Regions from separate parts of the Homo sapiens genome. Here region 1 is linked to region 2. Evidence: read pairs that join two places in POLR2A ChIA-PET (ENCODE). Cell type or tissue: A673. All regions are shown on one strand. Links, peaks and the distances in the headings refer to the core of each region. The heading gives the core; the rest is flanking DNA. Region 1 overlaps CFDP1 (craniofacial development protein 1). Region 2 overlaps CFDP1 (craniofacial development protein 1).

What was found. Peaks named below come from ENCODE experiments on the same cell type or tissue, not always from the same donor. Only the 100,000 strongest peaks of a DNase experiment are listed, where the experiment ranks them.
Region 1: POLR2A ChIA-PET joins it to region 2 with 14 read pairs; 3 of 35 experiments call an interaction of 5 or more read pairs at or near these places.

Annotation. Positions count from the first base shown.
Region 1 is chr16:75,304,133-75,307,042 of GRCh38, forward strand. It overlaps CFDP1 (craniofacial development protein 1), which reads right to left. Exons shown (of 7, transcript NM_006324.3): 6 at 892-1,050. Among named protein-coding and RNA genes, the nearest start is that of BCAR1, 54 kb to the left of the region's middle. RefSeq lists an enhancer at 1,020-2,219. In A673, for the core only: a CTCF peak has its summit at 1,763; DNase peaks (open chromatin) are centred at 689 and 1,449; H3K4me3 peaks cover 1,101 bases; H3K27ac peaks cover 2,500 bases.
Region 2 is chr16:75,409,745-75,412,654 of GRCh38, forward strand. It overlaps CFDP1 (craniofacial development protein 1), which reads right to left. Exons shown (of 7, transcript NM_006324.3): 3 at 2,791-2,910; 4 at 2,081-2,208. Among named protein-coding and RNA genes, the nearest start is that of CFDP1, 22 kb to the right of the region's middle. In A673, for the core only: no CTCF peak of the experiment used is centred there; no DNase peak of the experiment used is centred there.

The DNA.
Region 1 (2,910 bases), core at 183-2,682, 110 kb before region 2:
GTCTTGGCTCACTGCAACCTCCACCTAGTGGGTTCAAGTGATCCTCCTGCCCCAGCCTCCCAAGTAGCTGGGATTACAAGTGTGCACCACTATGCCTGGCTAATTCTTATATTTTTAGTAGGATGGGGTTTTGCCAGGTTGGCTAGGCTGGTCTCGAAATCCTGACCTCAAGTGATCTGCCCGCCTCGGCCTCCGAAAGTGCCAAGATTACAGGTGTGAACCACCATGCCTGGCCACCATTTCTTTCTTGATTTTTTGTTTAATCACCAGTAAGACAAATATGACAAGGAAAGGACCCTTTTTACAACTGAATACGTAGGTTATGAACATTCTCTTTGTATTCCACAGCGAAGAGAAAGAGGTGCAAGTGATGGCCTGGGGTGCTGTCTGAGGGCCTGGCCTATCACACAGGCTATAGCCAAGGGTAAAGCCCCACCCCAGGCCATAATGACACAGACAAAAAAAAATTCACAATAATGCAACATCTAGGCATTCCATTGGCTCAGTTTTTGACGGATCTGAACTAGTTTGGTTTCTCAGAAGGACAAATGATTCAGATAAGGCCAAGGCTGCTACCACAGGCCAGATCCAACCACTAGGCAACTTACAGTTCACTGGAGCTGTAATTCAGCAAATTCAGCTTGGCAGATGTGACTGGCCCCTGAGAGTACTCCTCACATGCCCCGCCTTCCCTCCACCCGCAGTGGCCTTCCCAGTGACAGGCCCTGCCCCACACTGGAACAGAGACTTACTGACAAACCAAAGTGCTCACATTTTTAGTTCCATCATGAAAAGCTCCTGCTTGCTTACAGTGGGCAGTTTGTCTCCAATAAATCATTTGATTTCAGGGTTCTGAGGATTTTCCAAGGCATAAAACCTACTCCTTCTTACCCCTCTTTCCCTCGATTATGGATGGCCAGTTCTTCACCAATCCCCTCTTCCTCCTTGAAGCTCTCCCAGTCCAGTTTGGACTTCTCAAGGGTGCTCATTTTCTGCTTCTTGGCACCAATTTTCCCCAAAAGGCTGCTCATGCCACTTGATCTTTTTAACCTAAGGAAAGAAAATATGAAAGATGTAGCAGGTAAAAACTCTGATCTCTATATTAACAGTTTTTCTGATGCAAATGGGAATCCCCTAGATTGGGGCCATTTATCTTAGTGGAAGCCATGTTCATATTTGGGGCATTTCCTTCCTGGTGTGGAGAGCACTGTAAGTAAACTGGAATTCTAATGTGCTTTTCCTGCTTAACACCACTGTCTGCTCTCCTGAGCTACGAACAGGAAATCCTGCCTTCTTCAGACCTCTGTGGGCTCTGTGTGGCAGGTCTCTGCTTGCAAGGAGGGGAGGAGCAGCGCTTCAGGCAGGGCTTTGGAGTCACATGCCAAGGTCCAACTTCCAGCTTAACTGTGTGACTCTAGGCCAGTTATTTACTGCATGTTCCTTGGTTTCCTAATCTACAAAGCAAATGCTTACTCACAGGCTGTGGTGTATCTTACACGTAAAGGGCTAAAACAGCACTTGGCACAGCGTCAAGGTGCAATAAGCATGAGCCACTCTGAGTCACTGTCATCGTTTAAGCTTAAAGCCCCAGGGGGTTCTTTTAAGAGAAAGAGAACCAGTTCCCAACACTGATGAGTGAAAAGTCACAGTACTGTAAGAGGGTTCTAAAATCAGTTTCCTTTTAACTCCTGTGAGTTGGGCCCTGTTTTTTCCAGGAGGTGGAGAACATTCCTCACTCCGAAAGCTCACACGGGGAATGTACAGCCTGTGCTCCACTTGCTGGTGATGCTATCATGGACAGTGGGAGAAACCCCAGATGCCCAAATTCAAGTCTTGGCAGGTCAAATGTTTCCAGTCATTGTTAAACATATGAAATAAAATAAGAAAAGCAAAATGCAGTTAAGATGGTATGAGGAAAGGTTTGGTCTCTTTATGAAATGAAACGAAATCATCTACCAGCATGTAGGAACTTGGAAGTTATTTTCCGCCTCACGGGGATATGCAAGAAAGTTAAACATTTAAAAACTATGAGCTAATGTCACATGGTCTACTGATAATAATACCTTTACTTGTCTAGAATGTTTGTTCTCCAAGTGCTTTTGTAGCCATGATCTCATCTAACTCTCACTAAGGCCTGTGACACAGGACCCAGTCTCAGAGTTGGAAGGGATCATCTTTGAAATAACCTAGTATCACCCTAACCCATTCTGAAACCCCACGTCCCTGCCGCAAAGCAGCGTGAACGACTACTCACCCCCTCTGCCTGGTGTGAGCCAACAGGCCAACGTCCACACTGAACACCAGACTGCTGGGACTGAACAATGACCCTGAACATTCTCATTCTATTAACTTTAGTAGAGAGGATGTCAACTTCCCTGTTTGGGTCACACCCCAGTACATGCTGAGCTTAAGATCAACTCAGAATGGGCTGGGCAAGCTTCATCATCCTTGTATTAAGTTGGACAAATAAACAAAGTTCAGAGAGGTTAAATGATAAAACAAGGGTCAAAACAATAGACAATGCAGATCCGGGACAAAGGAAGATCTCTCCCAACTCTCAGGGTGGTGCACTGTGCTATCTCGCCTCCAGATGAGAAGTGACTTGAGAGATTTTCTCATTAGTTACTTTACTTCCCAGTTTGCTTAAGAGAACTCCAAATAGCTCTTTATGAGCTTTCAATTCATATCTTCTAAGCACTGTTTTCCAGACAACTCAACCCCTACAATGTCATATGTGCGCGTGATCACACACACACACACACACACACACGCACACACACACACTTTCTTTTTCACCATTTTACCAGGAACGGAGCATGAGTGGGGATATGGAAACTTACTGTGTCTCAAATCTTTTTCCTTCTCATCTTCCTTACTGCTACTGCCCGAATTCTCATTCTTATATCACCT
Region 2 (2,910 bases), core at 171-2,670:
AAAACCCAGATATAGATGGTGAGAGAGAGGCAATACATTAACCAGTGGTGAATCTGGATCATAGGTATGTAGGTGTTTGTTGTAATACTATTCTTGCAACATTTCTATAAGTGTGACATTTTTCAGAAGAAGAAGTTAGAGAGAAAATTTTAATAATAAAAAGTTTTGTTCCATACCATTTGTAAAAGTGATAATGGCCAGGCAGAGTAGTACATCCCTGAAGTCCCAGTTACTTAGGAGGCCAAGGCTGGAGGATCACTTGAGCCCAGGTGTTCAAGACCAGCCTAGGCAACACAGCAAGACCCTTTCTCAAAAAAAAAAAAAAAAAAAAAAAAAAAAAAACCCAAAACAAAAAAACTGATAGTGTCAATTCTTTTCCCTAAATATAGCTTCACTAGATAAATAATTGTTGAAAACATTATTTTTAAGAATAACAATTTTAGGGAAAATTGTATTTTCAGAGAGCCTACAGGTCTAATTAATTACTGCCAATGAAAATCAATGTAACTGCCTATAAAATTATTGATTGGCACTTCCTCTGTTCTCATGCAGCTCTAAATCACAAATCTGCTATTTTCACATAATAAAATTGAAATAAATGGGGGAAGGGAAATTACAGGGATGTGGCTCTTACCTAACAGCCAGGAGACTAACTTGCTCAAGGCATTAAGCCCTTACTTAACCTATGGTAAATAAACCTTATTAATCAATCAGAAAAATATTATTAAGCTAAGAAAATAATATTGAGGCCGGGGACAGTGGCTCATGCCTGTAATCTCAGCACTTTGTGAGGCCAAGGCAGGCGGATCACGAGGTCAGGAGTTCAAGACCAGTCTGGCCAACATGGTGAAACCCTGTCTCTACTAAAACTACAAAAAAAAAGTCCAGGCACGGTGGATCACACCTGTAATCCCAGCACTTTGGGAGGCCGAGGCGGGCGGATCACGAGGTCAGGAGATCGAGACCATCCCGGCTAACATGGTGAAACCCCGTCTCTACTAAAAATATTAAAAAATTAGCCGGGCATGGTGGTGAGCACCTGTAGTCCCAGCTACTCGGGAGGCTGAGACAGGAGAATGGCGTGAACCCAGGAGGTGGAGCTTGCAGTGAGCCGAGACTGTGCCACTGCACTCCAGCCTGGGCGACAGAGCAAGACTCTGTCTCAAAAAAAAAAAAAAAAAAGAAAAAAAAAGGCCAGGAGTGGCAGCTCATGCCTGTAATCCTAGCACTTTGGGAGGCCAAGGCGGGTGGATCACCTGAGGTCAGGAGTTCAAGACCAGCCTGGCCAACATGGCGAAACCCCATCTCTACTAAAAACACAAAAATAACAGGGCATGGTTGCACAGGCTTGCAATCCCATCTACTTGGGAGGCTGAGGAAGGAGAATCACTTGAACCTGGGAGGTGGAGGTCGCAATGAGCCGAGATCGCACCCTGTACTCCAGCCTGCACAACGGGAGCGAGACTCCATCTAAAAAAAAACAAAAACAAAACAAAAAAACTACAAAAGAATTAGCTGGGTATGGTGGCGTGTGCCTGTAATCCCAGCTACTCGGGAGGCTGAAGTAGGAGAATTGCTTGAACTGGGACCCGGGAGGCAGAGGTTGCAGGGAGCCGAGATCACGCCACTGCATTCCATCCTGGGCTACAGAGCAAGACTCCGTCTCAGAAAAAGAAAATAATATTGAAACCAAATTTCTCTCCTTGTATTTTCAATTATTATCTGATTTCTGAGACTTCAATGGGGCTCATATTGCAGTCAAGGAGAGTAATAAAGGGAGACATGACTTACCAAAAGTCACAAAACATGGCAATGATCAAGTGGAACAAAATACTTAACTCATATTCCCTTGCTTCTGTTCAGCTGAGCACTTCGTAAAGCTCAAAAACTACACTGCTATATGTGAAAGGACCTTTCTCATACTCCCTGGTAATTTATAGAGCCAGTTTTCCTTGAGTTCAAGTATAACTCTCCCAAAATATTATGATGGATTGAAAAGAGGATAGATGGCTAACACCAGTTAGAGAGAGACGCTCATTTTTGAAAATGCTAGTTTCAAAGTTTTTGAAGGTTCTCTTACCTTACTTCTTCACCAGCAAAATCAAACACCTTGGTGATTTTAACTTTTTCTGTTTCTTTAGGTTTCTCTAGCTCTTCTGCTTTTACCAACAATTTACTTGAACTTGTCTCTTCAGTCTCCTCTCCTTTCTATAAAAAAAACAAGAAATGTAATGTTTCACCAAAAGATGAACCATATTGTTTACAGATACTTTTTATTTTTTTTTCTTTGAGATAGCGTCTCACTCTGTAGCCCAAGCTGGAGTGCAGTAACACAATCTTGGCTCACTGCAACCTCCCCACCTCCCAGGTTAAAGCGATTCTCCTTGCTTCAGCGTCCAAAGTAGCTGGGATTACAGGCAACCGCCACCACACCCAGCTAATTTTTGTATTTTTAGTAGAGACAGGATTTCGCCATGTTGGCCAGGCTGGTCTCGAACTCCTGACCTCAAATGATCCACCTGCCTCAGCCTCCCAAAGTGCAGGGATTGTTGGTGTGTGGCACTGCAGTCAGCCTATAGCTACTCTTAAATGTTTCATCTCTAACCAGTTAAAGGCCTATTGGAAACTTACATGATTAGAGAAGCTTATTCTCCTACCACAGGAAATGCTTTGCTTTTCACTTAGTACAATTGTTATCAAAAGGCATCTGGTCGATTTCCGTAGGCTTCAAATCTCAGTAATGTAGGGTATTTCTGGAGAGGCATTCACCTCACTAATGTCTCAACTTACCTTAACTTGTGTACTTGGGGGCACTTTTGATTTTGGTCCCACATCATTGAGGAAGCTGGCCCAGAGTTCGTCCTCCTTCTTTTTCCTGGCATCCTCTGATCCAATGCCTTTTTCCTGCTC